Regions from separate parts of the Mus musculus genome. Here all the other regions are linked to region 1. A link is a loop called in an ENCODE intact Hi-C map of the cell type or tissue named here. Cell type or tissue: gastrocnemius. All regions are shown on one strand.

Region 1 (5,000 bases):
ACAAGGACCTGGGTTCAAATCCCCAGAACCCAAATAAAAGCCAGATACATAATGTGAAAGTCTATAGTTAGCTAGTAGCTCTCAACCTTCCTAATGCTGGCATCCTACCATACAGTTATTTCCTCATGTTGTGCTGATCCCACAACCATGAAATTATTTTTGTTGCTGCTTTATAACTTTTGCTACTGTTACGATTTTTGTGATGTTAGTGATTTTGTTACTGTTATGAATCGTAATGTAAATATCTGTGTTTCCCAATGACCTCCACAAAGAGGGCATTCGACCCCTCCAAAGGGGTCGTGTGACCCACAGGTTGAGAACTACTGTTCTGTAATCCTAGTTCTTCTACAGGAGAGTAGGAGGTGAATCTAGAGACCCTGTTTCAAACAAGGTGAAAGGCAAAGCCTAAGACTTGAAGTTGTACTTTTAGCCTCCACACAGGGGTCATGGTTCATGTGTACCTGTACTCCTGCATTTGTGCCTGTGTGTGCATGCACGTGCACAAGCACACACACACACACACACACACACACATCTGTTCTGTCTCCCCCCAGGAGCATGCGTCTGAGTTAACTCTCAGGAGGCTGGAAAAAGACTCTCTTGAGGGCTACACATCCAAGCTTGAAACTACCCTGCTACAGCGTCCCAACTGAATCTTCCACAGGCTTGAGAAAAGTCTCTCATCAGTACCGCTAGCCCAGCCGATCCAGCTGAACTTCCCACTGTGGAGCGAACTCTTCATAGCACAGTGTCCTTAAACAGGTTTCAGGACCAGCTCTAAGATGCCAGCCCATGGCCTTGGACTCATTCTTTCTGTTGTTATGATCCAGGGCCTTAGGTTAAAAGGGTCTATGCATGGGCACATGCATGTGTGTATGTGTGTGTGTGCGCATGTAGGTGTGTGAAGGGGTGAGGTCAGAGAGACACCTGGGGCAGCTTGGGTCTGCATTTGCACTGCCAGTGAAACATCACAAGCTAGATACCTGAGCACTGTAAATTGAACCATTTCAGAGCAAGTCATCTGATCCCACAGTGTGGCCCCTAGGCCCAGAGGTCTGAATGCCTTCCTAATGACATCACTGCCCTTGCCGCAGGGACAACTCCCCTCATCACTCACCCGATGTCATAAGGGCTTCGCCTAAGCCCTTCAGCCTTCCAAGTAGACTTTTGTGTGTGAATGGGGGCAAAGGTATGTTTCCTGTCATGCACCCACAAGGAGGGACTCGAAATGGCCCAACAGCCCATTAACCGTTTACCCTGAAAAGAGGTGAGAAGAGAGAAGGCTGGGGAGGGGGAAAACAAACCTAATTCCCAGTATGATTCAACTAGCTAGCAGAAGCTAAAATCAGGCTTCTTGCAGCTCCCATCTAATCCTTAGACAACCAAGCCCCCACACACACACACATGCCCATTGATTCTTTTGATCCCCGTTTTTGTGACTGACATGCAACTGGGGTTGCTTTTTCTAGGGTCTGGACCTCACAGGGCAGCTGTGGAGAGGGGTGCCTGAACCATCATCAGTCTGTGAAGGAAGATGGTGAGGCCCGGGTTCCTTAAGGTCAGATCAAATGAACTCTGCAAAGCAAAGCTGGAGAGATGTGTCACACTGCCAAGCCACTCTCCGGTATCATGGAGCCAAGGGATGCTCTCCGACAGGCCTCTCCTGTCTCGGAGACTGAAAACCGGCAGGAGACAACGCAGAAAACTGTCTTTAAAAATCATCAAGAAGGTGACCTCTGGTCTGAGGGGGGCTATTGTAAACTTCTTCCCTTTCGGTCTCCGATCGACTTTTGCTCCTGCCTACTGCCCTGCCCGCTCAGCTCCCATATGTGCAATGTACATAAGTACAGGCATGCAGAAATGTATGTGCATGCACAGATACATGTATACTGAGCATGAACTGCAGTGCACACACAACTGGAAGCTCCATGAAACTAAAAACAAGAGCTTTTCCTGAACACGCCCTGCTTCCACATCTGCTGAGAAGTTTGCTCTTGTTGACTCGTTGCAGCGCCCCCATGTGACGCCGTGGTGTATTACACAAGACCTTGGAAGGATCTAACAATGGCTTAAAATGCAATGCTGTTAGAACACTAAGTACGACTTTTCTCTTTCTACCTGATCTTCAGTGAGCCCATAACACTGAGATATAGTGTCAGGGAAAAGTTTTTGCCACCCTCAAGGCACGTCTGCAGGCGGACTTCCTGAGTTACACTGCCCTGAGCTAGGAACACAGCTCTGAAATGGACAGAGGTCAAGGTCAAGTCTGAGTCACTACAGCCCTTCATGAACTCTCTGCCGCTGTAGACTGAGCTGACATCCAGGATGAGAGTCTCCCCTACTGAAATTGAAGTTCTCATTAATACAGGGTTCCTCCAAATGGCGTGTAGGGGACATTAGCATCAGAATAACCTCCTAAAGCAACTGTTAGAATGTGGAATTCTGGCCACCACTCTCTGTCCATCTATTGTTACCAGAATGCAAGAACCTGTACTTTCAGTTTTCGAGTTGAAATATGTGCAACTTTGAGGAGCCATCATTATTTTCCCACAGCCCCCAAGATTGGTGACTTGTGTTTTAACACAGCATTTCACTCCATAAGCCAGCAGGGCAACTTCAGACCCTGTGGTGAGAGAACGGCTTAAGAATAGGAGGTTCCTGGTGCTTTGCCGGTTTTTCCCACGGAAGCAGCTCCACGTACTACCAATACAAAGACCCAGCCTGAGTTAACTTCATCTGTTCTTTCTATATTTGTGCATCCCTGAAAGAGCACACATTGATGAGGGAGCAATGAGGCTTCTGAAGTGAAGAACGCTACCTGGACACTCAGGCCTGCGAAGCAAAGAGGAACAGTTGGAATTAATTGTCCTCCAGAGGGCGCCAACTCGGGCTGTAAGCGGAGCATCCTCTAAGTCTCGCGGACTCACTGCTTCCTGGTTGGGAAATCTTGCTCAGGTTACCTCCTTTGCCTCTTAGAGACAGTAGGTGCCTGCCTCAGTAAATACATGGTTATAATTAATTTCAGAAGCTCCTAAAAGTAGTTGCAGAGAGAGACGATGTGAGACACGGAGATGAAGTTAATCAAAAAGCTGCCCCCATACTTAAGTCTTAAATGAAGAAGTCTGAGACTCCTCCCCTAGCCTTTCCCCTCCCCCTGGCCCCTTCTCCCCTCCCCCTAGTCCCTTCTCCCCTCCCCCTAGTCCCTTCTCCCCTCCCCTAATCCCTTCTACTCTCCCTGCTCCACTTCTACTTCCTCCTACCCACCCCAACCCTCCTACTCCTCCACTTCCCTGGGACCAGTCATCTTTTAAGTATCTCAGTGATATGAGGCATCTTTCTGTTCCTAGACTCACACAAGCACTGATGGTCCTAACCAGGAAAACGAGGTGGGTCTTACAAGTTTCTGCGTTGGGAAAGTGAAATGTACGTAGACTTTTGACTGCCTTGGGCTCAGGACATTGATTGTTCCTATCTTTGGCAAAGGATAGAATGAAACACGAGTTGACTGCTATTGAGCCACGGTACAGAGCGATTTGTGGTTACAAGGTATTGGAAGGGCAGAATCTCTCCCTTTAGGAGGTGCCCAAGAACCAAGAGAACAAACTAACGGAGCAGCGAGATTCTGGGCTTTGACCATGATGGTGGGTTCTGCCTCCAGCTCTGTTGCTTACTAGTTGTATGACCCAGGTTCATAGGCTCACACTCTAAATACAATCTAAACCTTACTGCTGTTAGGAAAGATGAGGCTCAGATCAGTTTTGCTGCCTGGTAGATACAACTGTCTGGTTCTATTCTATTCTGGTGCTTCTGAGCCCCAAACCTTTGTTCACTGCTGTGATGTCTCTGCAAGAACTCACTTAGCTTATTATATATTCCCTTAATTTACCCTGTTTTCACACCTACCCCTCTCCTATTTCTTCCTCTTTGGGATTTTATGTATGTCCTTAGAAGGTTAGTACCTTAAAAACTATATAGAACTTTGATTTGTATGTATATTATATTTTAATATCCTCTAATAGTCTTGCTCTATAAATCAATTCCCAGCTTTTGTGCTTAGTGCTGGGATGTTTAGAGAGATCCATATTACCAGTCTCAAGTTTGCCCCAGAGAATACCACATGGAGAACATTAGAAAAATACCAATTTTTCCTGACCCCAATTCCACCGGTGCTTTGTGAATTTATCCCAAGTGGAGGCCAAACTTCTCTCTGGAAGGAAGAGAATCCCAGGCCTACTTCTCTGGGGCTCAGTAAACCCCTGTGGCAAAGACAGGTGACAATGACTCTTAAGATAATACTAAAAGGAGAGAAAGGGGGAGCAACTTACCACCAAAGGGGTGCAGTAAGGAAAAACAAAACTTGCCCTGCCCTCTGTAAGACAGACATGATTCATCTTTCAGTCCACTTAATTGCCCAGGTTTTACTGAGTGCTTCTATGTTTAAGGAATCTATGCATGGATGGCATTTGTATGGTCTCGGTATTCAGTGCTCCCAATTCCAATCTAGCACAGCTTCTCAGCGCTATGTGATGGCATGGGGCTTGACCCAGGAATCTGCATTTGGAACAAACGTAGTAGGAGAAAATGGGTTGATGGTCTCAGGCAAAAAAAAAAAAAAAAAGGTCCAGCCAGTTTATGAAAAGCAGGCTATTTTGAATATATATTTAGCAATGTGCCCCATTTCCCTCCTCTGTAATTTTCAGGAAAACAATCTCTTTTCTTATGCATCTTCAGTAACAATCATAGCTTTGACACCCTCTGCCCCTTGCTAGACTTTCTATACATGATGCAAAATGCATGCATTTGCTGTCCATTGTTCACCCAGATTACACAGTAGCTAGAGAGGGACCTTCTATGTCATTGCCAAGTGGACTTCTCCATCTCAGATGAGCCAACTGAAATTGAAATGCTGGCCAAGGTCTTAACCCTGCCCTCCTCTGTTTCTGGCTGCAAAATCCCAAGAGGCCCAGAGCGGACTCACCTTCTTAGCAATTGAAAGGCCC
Region 2 (5,000 bases), 430 kb before region 1:
ATGGAACACGGGGTCCCCAATGGAGGAGCTAGAGAAAGTACCCAAGGAGCTAAAGGGGTCTGCAACCCTCTAGGTGGAACAACAATATGAACTAACCAGTACCCCCCGAGCTCGTGTCTCTAGCAGCATATGTATCAGAAGATGACCTAGTCGACCATCAGTGGAAAGAGAGGCCCATTGGTCTTGCAAACTTTATATGCCTCAGTACAGGGGAACGCCAGGGCCAAGAAGTGGGAGTGGGGAGGGAGGGGAATTGGGGGGAGGGTTTGGGGGACTTTTGAGGTAGCATTGGAAATGCAAACGAAGAAAATACCTAATTAAAAAAATAATAATATTAAAAAAGAAATTGTCAGCAAACACACACACACACACACACACACACACACACACATACAAATAACAAGAGCTCTTAACCATGAGGCCAAGGCTCCAGCTTTCTTTACCTATGTCTCTGTTGTGCTAGTTGGTCCATAACTTTTGTGAAGGGTGCAGCAGAAGCACGGATGGCAGGTTTCTAAGATATACTGACTAAGAGCCCTTTGGGTAAATACGCAGGTGTGGTATAGCTGTGGCCCAGGCATTTTGGTGAGTTCTTCTGGGCCATTAAGGTACTGAGGGATCCAAACTCTGGATCGCTGCTGTGCTGGGCTAGTGTGGATGGAGAGGTTGCTCAGCCTCCTGCTTCAGTAAGAGGTTCTTTCCTCTTCTCCTGGACTACCTGAGGTTGTACCCACAGATGAATGGCCTCTCCTATTCACCCTGGAGACTTGATCTCTGGGGTCAGAGTCTACTCGGCCCCCTGCTGTGTGTGTCTTCTAGGTGTGGCTGGATCTGGCTCTGAAGACTGAGCTGACGTTAATTAAGGTGGTCAGAGTGAGAGCAGAGCAAGGAAGAAAGGACTTCTGGGTAGAAATACTCCATGGAAACTTTGATTTCCCAGAGTGCACTTCTAGGAAAGCAAAGGCCCCAAGAATCCGATCAACCTCTTTTAAAAAAGAACAGTAGGGTAAGACAGCTGCTCTCTTTGCAAAGGCAGGAACCAGGTGGGGCCAGGCTGAGCCTTCTGTCCTGTCCCTTGTTTTTTTCTGGCTCATAGTATTCTAAACTAGAGGTTGAACACTCATTGTATTCTAATTTATTATAAAAAGGATATTGGGAACCCAAACTGGACTGCTCTCACCAGGGTTTATTAAGATCCCTGCTTTTAGAAGGGACAACTGAAGCCTGAACAGCTTGTGTTAGCATCATGGTGGGAAGTGTTAGCAGACCCTGACTCTAACTTGGCTCTGATCTAACAGTGGACATTCCACATACACTCCTGCACTGTTGGTGGATGTTTTAAGTATATCTAATTTTTTTTAAACTTACCACTCTACCAATTTGGTAGTTAGTGCTCTGACCTTGAAGGTCAGTTAGTGATGGATGTGGCCCCCTTCACTTCATACCAGTCTCACCATTTCAACACATCTTCCTGGTTTCACAAGTTCTTTGAGCCTCTGTCACAGGATGTGAACATTTTCCCCCTCCCTGTGATAGACACATACATGGGCTCTGTGAGTCTATGCACACCTGTGTCCCGAGCTTGGGAGCAGGCACAGACGCTCCTGGCTAGATTCCTGTACATTTTTGTTTCTTCCTCTGAAATCCTATTGAAATCAGCAAAGATTGTTCCTGTTTGATCTCTTATCCCCTCTCCTAGCAAAGAGATCACCAGTTTGTTTGTTTGTTTGTTTGTTTGTTTATTAGCATAGTTAGGTAGTGAACCCTCTTAACAACTGTAACTGTTGGGGGGGAGCCCACCTTACCTGCCCCCTGCCCTGAGGACATCACACCTCTGGGTTTCGGCTGAATTTCCACTCATCCTAGTTTGCCCTCTCATTCCTGATTATTGTTTTAAGTCTGGACTCAGGAAAGTGAATCATCTCTCTTCTCGCTGCAATTGGGAATTCACGTTGTAAAAAGACGTAGCCACTGGGTGGCGCTGTGGGAAGACATTTGTCCGGGTAAAGGCGGCTGAGTACTTCTCTGAGAGAATTCGGGCTTGAAGCGGTGGAGACTTTGTAATGGGGGCAGGCTGGATAGATTGTGGTGGGCCTGTGGTAGGGGCATGTGTTGCTTATCCGAGTGTGAGCTTTCAGGGTTTGTGTGTGTGTGTGTGTGTGTGTGTGTGTGTGTGTTGTTTTTTGTTTTTGTTGTTATTCACTGCCTGCTAATTTGGGCACTCTGTGCTGTGAGGTCAGAGGTTTCATGAACCTTAAGCACTTGTATTGAAGGAAACAGGGAAGGCCAGATGGGTGGGACAAGGGTCTCCAGCACATTTCTGGAAGTTTCTCAGCTGTTCCCATCTGTCCTGCAGTTTCTTTGGGAGTCACTATTATACAATTCGATGGCCCGTGAGCTCTTCCTGAGGGCTGAGAACACTTTTCTATGACTGTGAGAGAGATGTATGTCTAACTGTCATGTGACAGGGAAGTAACTGGGTCCTGGCTGCTTATTTGTAAGCTGTAAGACCTCAGCGTGGCCTCTCACTCTCATTGCTTCTCTGTGACAAGCAGGGAAGATAAAAATACCAAATCCCCAGTCAGATACCATTACGAGTATTAAGAGATCACTGGTAGTAAGGTGTCCTGTAAACTGTAAAATACAACCCCAGTGGAGGTGTCAGAAACCCCCAGGGGGCAGAGATCCATCCTGTCTCTTCATCCAGGTTGCCACCTCGATAAACATCACTACCGATACTCCTACTATAGGTTAGATGCATGAATGGGCAGGGGTGTCCATGCCCCACGCAGCACGGGGCAGATTGGATAAGTGCCTGGCTTCAAAGGGTGAGGTCAGGAGCGGGATCCAGGACGCAGGCCCTGAAGAGGAATCTGGGGCTTGTGCCTCATCTGCTAGGAGAGCATCTAGCACAGTTCCAGCCAGCTGGCCCCTGGAGAGCCTGGCTCTGCTCAGGCTCAGCTGCCAGGCTCAGGCCACCTCAGGCCCCAGTGACTTCTCCCTGAGCAGGTGGGCCTAGAGTTTTGTCATCATCACTGGCTCTCAGATGACCGGCCTGGAATGTCCTCCCTCTCGTGCCCATTTTGAAGGCCTTAGTCCCTGGTGACTGTAAACATATCGGATGCAGGGCCTGACACAGAGACGCCATGGATCTTGGCCGATTGGGGCTGGGAGGCCTGTCTCCCATGGCTAACAAATACAAACAAAAACAGCCCAGGTAAACAACTTCGGGCAAGTGTGGAGGAAAGCCACGTCTGAGCCTATTTTTCCTGACCTACTTTTTTTGTTTGTTTGGGATAAAATTACCTGGGAAGTTGTCACTGCTTCACATGGTGGTCATGGATCTGTAGAAAAAAACTCTAATAGTAACTTTATTATAGTGGCAAGTACTATTTTGTCAATGCTTACCTAGTCATTACTATACACTATATACCTTAATTAGCCCCATGAAGTGATTATGAAGCGTATTGGATTACCTCTGCCACCTCTAGGGCATGCTACTGCTATAGCTATTTTCTGGACAAGAAATGTGAAGGTCAGCCACTTCCTGGATCATAGAATTAGGAATTGGAACTTAAACCATGCATTTGCTCCTTTATTCATTCTACAAATTATTAATTATCGAGCTTGGACTATGCACCAGGGGCTCATGTAGAGAAGCAATACTGTCAAGATCCCCTCTCTATGCAGACAGCATGGCAAAGGATGGGGGGGGGACACGGTTGGGGGAGGGGGATGGTAAGGAGAGGGGGGATGGCAGGGAGAGGGGGATGGCAGGGAGAGGGGGATAGTAGGGAGTGGGGGATGGCAGGGAGAGGGGGACATGGTAAGGAGAAGGGGTGGTAGAGAGGGGGATGGTAGAGAGAGGGGGATGGTAGGCACAGGGGATGGTAGGGAGAGGGGGATGGCAGGGAGAGGTGGGAGGATGGGTGGGGGAATGGTAGGAGGAGGGGGATGGCAGGGAGATGGGGATAGTAAGGGGGAAGGGATGAAATCCTGGGCAGGAAGGAACAAAGCCTGACATCTAGGGAAGGCTGAGTCACTGAGCTGAGTGGATCAGAGGGCAGAACCCAGTCCCTAACAAACTGTCCAGGCCAAATGCTCAGATTTCAACCCAGTGGAGATTTCTGTAGATCCATCTTTCCTGGAATTTGTCTTCACCTCTTTGCCTGGCTTATACATTTCTGGGATAGGCAATACAGTAATAATTTATGAAGGAAATAAAAATAAATGTATCCACTCCTTTTACCCATTTATTGACTCCTCCCATCTATCAATCTATATATCACTCCCATCTATCCATCTTCCTGTCTGTCCATCTGTTCATCTGTCAGTCCATCCATCCATCTGCCTGTCCATCCATCCATCCATTCACCAAACAATGTAAGGAAACCAATTAGTACTAGTCAGATCTATGCTCCTGCTGGAAATAAGAATAAGACATCATACATCTGTATTTGGACATCTGATAACCACTAGCTACTTGTAGCTACTGAGTTCTTAAGATGTGGCTACACGACACAAGAACATATATATATATATATATATATATATATATATATATATATATATATTTATATAAGTATAAAATGTATAATTTTTCTATAATATACAATACAATTGTATATATTACAGAATCATATAAGATAAATATGCATTATTTACTATGTAGAATAAAATGTATTATTTATATATAAAATAGTGAGCTAAAATTTTATATAAAAGCTAATATTTAAATGAAACAAACCAGAAGCCACCTAACATTGTCTGGTAAATGTAAGTTCCTTGCTTTCATAGGGTCATATTCCAGTGCAACCACTGAACATTAGCCCTGAAATGACCTTGGTATACACAATCGATTTTAGAAGACAGCATAAAAAAGAATGTAAACTATTTCACCAATTAGCAACCTTAATGCATTAAATATTGAAGTAGTATTTTGGGATATCTGCTAATATCAGACACAATATCAAAAGGTGTTCCTTTTCCTTTTAAGGCTG
Region 3 (5,000 bases), 420 kb before region 1:
GGACGAAGACCCTGCACTTGAGAGTGACCCTGCCCGAACAGGTCATCCGCCAAATCAAACATCTATCATCTTCCTGGCTGAACACATCAAAAGAATATTTGCCCAGGCTGCTTTTCCAGTCCAATCTTCCTGGGGGACTTTCTTGTTCCCTTTACAGGGAGTCTCAGCCTGAGCCCACTGTGCACTGCTTGTCAAGATGAGGACATGGGACAAGGCACTTTACTCTGTAACTAAGTTCCCAGGTGGAAGACACAGTGATTGTGGTACCTGCATGGAATCTTTCAACCGAGGCAAGTTATATAGCCAGATATGACCCTGAAGGGGGCAGTGGGGTAATAGTTTCCTACCACATGCTGGGGGAGGGAAGGGACCAGAACACTTGGCATTTTAATTACTAATGTAGAGACAATCTATTTACCTGAAATCCAAACCAAAAACTAAAACCAATTAGACCCACTAATGCATATTTGAAGAACAAATGAAAGTCTTAAGAGATTAAGTCATCCAACCAATCCGGTGGGGGTGGGAGCTCTCCCTGCAGGCCACCAACTTGTCTCTCAATCTACATGCAGGGATGTCTACAGACCATTTAAAAGCTGCCTACAGTTTCAGGATGGGGAATGGGGAGGGGGAGGGGAAGGAGAGGGTGTCCCTGAAAGGGCTAGTGGAACGAATAGACTGGGGCATGGTCTTTGCGTTTTTTTGTCTTATGTGAGTGCTTTTAAGGTAGGCAGGGACCGGCCGAGGGTTTCAGGCATCAGTAAGATAAGTAAATAAAGTTTGGAGATAAGACCATTATCAAGTCCAGAACTGAGCGGAGGAGTGAGGGCCGACAATGGGTGTGTTTCAGGCCATGACTCTGACAACAGGGGTGGGGGCGAGGGGCGTCTCGAGAAGACAGGCTGTTGCTAGAGTCCAGTGTAAGGTGAGAAGTAGACAAGAGTGAAGTCAGAAGGAATTTGGAGGGCGGGAGGAACCTGAGGGCTGCAGAAGGAAGTGCCAGTACTTGGAGACTACACCAGATGCTCTTCCTGGTCGGTCTTCCCACCCTAGTGTGGAACAATGTAATTTATGTGAAATTACTTTAAAAAATTTCTCAAGATACCTTTAATTTTTTCATGTCTTATTTTTCCTCCCTTCATCTCAGGAGAACCAGGGCAGCCTTGCTGGGAGGCCTTCCTGCCTGACCTTCACCTGGTGGGGTGAGATCTGGCCGTTTTAGTCAAAGGAAAATTCCCATCGCCTGAGGGGGTCAAGAGGCCTGCAAGTGGCCTCTGGCTTGGACAAGGAACTGCTCAGCAGGCCAAGGCCTAGGCTTATCTCAGAGCCTTGGTTTGTCGGAAAGGGGTCTTTCCAATGGCGCTGGGCAGCTCAGGGGACCCAGCTCCATCCAGGCCCCCACTTCCCTCCTCTTAGGTGTTGGTCCCTGTTGGACTCCCGAACTTTACCGGGAGATCGGAGCCCTGGAGAAGGGCCGGGTTCCTCCTTCGAGCCTCCCTTCGTTCCTGACTCCGCCTTTCTCCCTGAGAGAGCCGGGGTTCCGAAGCATCCCTCTCGGGGACTTTCCAGGCTCCGCGGTTGCTCCAGGAGGGCCCTGCCCTGACCGTGCCGGAGCTGGGGGCCTGCAGGGCCTCGGCGGCTGGAGGGGACTGTGACTCACCGCCGGTAACCCAACACCGCTGGGCCTCCTTTCAACCCAGCCTCCCCCTGCTCCAGCGAGCCTGGCGGCCTCCGCCACACCATAACAAACATGAAGAAGGGTGGCCCAGGAGGCTACAGCCCCGGGCCACAGAGCGTGAGCCTGGCTCTGTGCGTTGTCGCCTCTGCGGCCTCGGGGACCTGCGACCTTTATCCGAGGCCGATCGGCCCAAGCTAGCTGCGGACGGCCCGCAGTAGTTCCGGAGGGTGAGTGCGGGACGCTCGGGGAGGGGACAAGAGCACTGACGATCCCCAACCCCTCCACCTCGACCCACCCGGGACCTTGCGTCCCCACCCGGCGAGGACAAAGCAGCCGGGCCGCCGCCCCGGCCTGCGCCGCGCCGCACAAAGAGTGAACAACGACACGCACCCCGCCCCCTCCCTGCTCGGTGGCCCGGCGCGGAGGTGGGGACACCCGGGCGCCCGCCCCGCGTTCCCCTCTCGCCCCGCCCCGTCTGCGCGTCCTCCCGGCGCGGGGGCGGGGGGCGCGGCGCCCCACATAACACTCCTCTCCAGCGCGCGGAGCCACCCTCTCCCCTCCTTCTCGCCAACACCACCGCCTCCCCTGACATCGCTGCCACCTCGCCGGACGCTCCGCAGATTGCCGCGGCTGGCCAGGGGGCGGTGCGCCGAGCGTGCGCGCCCGGGACGCCAGATGTGCAGTCGCCGCCGCCGCCGCCGCTAGTGCCCCAGCGGCAGCCAGAGCCAGGTCGGGTCGTCTCAGCAATGCTGCTGCGGGGGCGACCTTGAACGCACCCCGGTTTCCCTCGGTGGGGACCACCCCGAGCCCCTGTGCCGGGACCTGCCCTCTCCAACTCGGCTCGCCCTGCGCTTGGTCATGGAAGGGGCGGCAGTGTCCGCGGCAGGGGATGGCCCTGCTGTAGAGACCGGCTTGCCGGGCTCTCCGCTGGAGGCGGTGGCCGGGGCGACTGCAGCCCCAGTGGAGCCCAGGAAGCCGCACGGGGTGAAGCGACATCACCACAAACACAACTTGAAGCATCGCTATGAGCTGCAAGAGACCCTGGGCAAAGGTACCTACGGCAAAGTCAAGAGAGCCACCGAGAGGTTTTCAGGCCGAGTGGTGAGTAAGGGAAATTCCTGGAGGGGTTCGAGCTGGTTCCCTGGTGGCCCAAGATGGGGGCGGGGAGACGGTCTGGGGGCACCACGCCACCGGGGCTCCCTTCTCTAGAAAGGTTTCAGCAGAAGCCCCCAGTCAGACTCCTCACTTTCCTTTCAGCACCCCGTGACTCAGGTGTATATCTCCGAAAACACTTGTTACATCTTGTCTGCACATATTTTGGGGGCTTCTCTCACCCCACCTTTTTTATTTTTTTATTTTTTACCCCAGCTAGCAAAGTAGTGTTTAGGATTCACATTTTGCAGCTTTGAGAACATGGGGTCTTCCCCAAAGACACACCTTCAGACCTTGTCCGGGAGTTCCTTATTTGTACAAACTCCAAAAAGACCTACATTATCAGCCATGAAGCTGGGCTCGAAAGTGTGGTGTCCTGTAGTTGCTCAGGACCCCCGCTTCTTTCCCATCTACCTGCAGTCCCACTTCTCCTTTCCACTGGGATGCTTGCTTACCCTGATGCTGCTCTTGCTGCAAAAGACAGACTCCTCCTGTCTATCAAACCTAAAAGCTTCTACTGAATGTCTGAGGTTTCTTGACAGCTTGCATTCCCGCCTCTGGCAAGCATGACATGTCCCTGGCAGGGGTGGCCATTCAGTCCCAGAGTTGATTTGCAGCAGGCTCGCTTGCCTTACCAGGTCCTGGCTTCAGGACTACTTAAATTGTTCAAGGGGTCTGGCCGGCCGCACCCGATACAGCTGAAGCTCTGCCAGGTGCCTCGGGGGCTCAGTATTGTCCCAGTTTTGGATTGTTGTCGGTTCCCCCTCTGCAGAACAGGCCCTTGAAATCCACACTGGTTGTGGCTAGAGTTGGGTTCAAAGTGACTGACTCTTGCAGAAAGAGTTTGTGTGGTGTATGGCAGAAATGCACATGGTTCTTTGATTTAAAGCATATCAGATGTACTTTAATCGATTTAGGGCCAAAGTCAGAAACTATGACGCTTCTCGTGTGTGCAGTTTTTCGGGGTACTGGGGGACTGGGGGAGGATGCTGTTGCTTATAAACCTAACCAGTAGCTACAGGGAGGGCAAAGCGAACTGTCAGTGTGTTGGTAGTATTTCTTTTTTATTTATATAGAGATAGTTCTGTGGAAACTGATTGCGGTCAGCAAGGTTTGCTCTTGTAATCTCAACTATGTGGCCAGCTGCAGAGCCCCTCCGCTTCTCAGACTCACTGCCCACGCTGACTTGCGTTATCATCTTTAAAACGTCTGTTATCAATGAGTTGGAGATAGGGATTTGTGTTCTTAAAATAAACTTCTCTGCCATACATGAATTTTATGATAATTGCGCAGGTGCCCTTTGCTTTCTAGACTGAGAATTCTGTGTGTGTGTGTGTGTGTGTGTGTGTGTGTGTGTGTTGGAGAGATTATCTGCAGATGAAGAGCCTGAGCAGCACGCTCATTCATGCGTTTCTTCCCGAGGTGACACTCCCCAGGCTGGACGTTGAATAAGCGGAAACTTAGTGTAGCTCCTTTCCCTGGTTGTCTTAATAGCTGATGAAGAATCGTGCTGGTAAGTTGGAAAGCAGGATAATGAAAAACAGGCGCTGTCTGAGGTGCAGGTTGAAGATGTGAGAAGGTGAGGGGTCGGAGCAGGGAGGGCAGGCCTGGAATCTGTGGTGGGGACCCTCACATTCTCACACCTAAGTGCTTGTGAGACAGCTCAGCCAGGCTTGGAATCTTTGTGGCATATGCTTGGCCGCTGAGCTCCATTGTGGCTTCCAGTCAGGCAGGCGTTCTTCTAGCTGTCTGATCCGCAGGCTGGGTTAGACTTGCATTGGTAGGCAGGCGCCTGCCTTCCTCTTTGGTGGGTGTCTGGAAACATTCTGCCAGGATTTAGCCTCATGGCCACTAGGGGGCGCCCAGAGAACGACAGAGGCTCATTTCTCCTCTGCAAGACCAGTCAGTCAGCTGTTATTGTCTGGTTCACCCTCCCTCCCATTGTGCTATTAATTTCAGCGAAATCTCTTGTTTTATTCAAAAAATTATGTAAAGATTTTGAAGCTGTCAGTAGAATACAGGCCCAGGAACTGAGAGTTACCAAACGGCTTCACTTCTCCATGGGTTTGTTTTCTACTTGAGAGCTAAGTTGAAAAACGTTAGCAAGACCCTCTAGTGAACCCTCCCTTTTTAACAGATTGGAACCTGAGGTCTGGGGGCGGGGCAAGAA

What was found. A loop is a pair of places that touch in the nucleus more often than their neighbours do. Peaks named below come from ENCODE experiments on the same cell type or tissue, not always from the same donor. Only the 100,000 strongest peaks of a DNase experiment are listed, where the experiment ranks them.
Region 2: a loop joins it to region 1, with 5 times the contacts of the local background. A loop is called at or near these places in 5 of 42 quality-filtered maps.
Region 3: a loop joins it to region 1, with 2.8 times the contacts of the local background. A loop is called at or near these places in 20 of 42 quality-filtered maps.

What each region holds. Positions count from the first base shown.
Region 1 is chr10:84,017,478-84,022,477 of GRCm38, reverse strand. No RefSeq gene overlaps it. Among named protein-coding and RNA genes, the nearest start is that of Gm40726, 8.5 kb to the left of the region's middle. In gastrocnemius, CTCF peaks have their summits at 2,017 and 2,873 (motif pointing right); DNase peaks (open chromatin) are centred at 2,015 and 2,875; H3K27ac peaks cover 1,527 bases.
Region 2 is chr10:84,447,879-84,452,878 of GRCm38, reverse strand. No RefSeq gene overlaps it. Among named protein-coding and RNA genes, the nearest start is that of Nuak1, 9.7 kb to the right of the region's middle. In gastrocnemius, a CTCF peak has its summit at 1,960 (motif pointing right); DNase peaks (open chromatin) are centred at 781, 1,981 and 2,862; H3K27ac peaks cover 1,997 bases.
Region 3 is chr10:84,437,894-84,442,893 of GRCm38, reverse strand. It overlaps Nuak1 (NUAK family, SNF1-like kinase, 1), which reads left to right and starts at 2,226. Exons shown (of 7, transcript NM_001004363.2): 1 at 2,226-2,779. The coding sequence starts at 2,537. In gastrocnemius, CTCF peaks have their summits at 2,307 and 4,690 (motif pointing right); DNase peaks (open chromatin) are centred at 3,486, 4,263, 4,670, 4,986 and 5 more places; H3K4me3 peaks cover 4,370 bases; H3K27ac peaks cover 5,000 bases.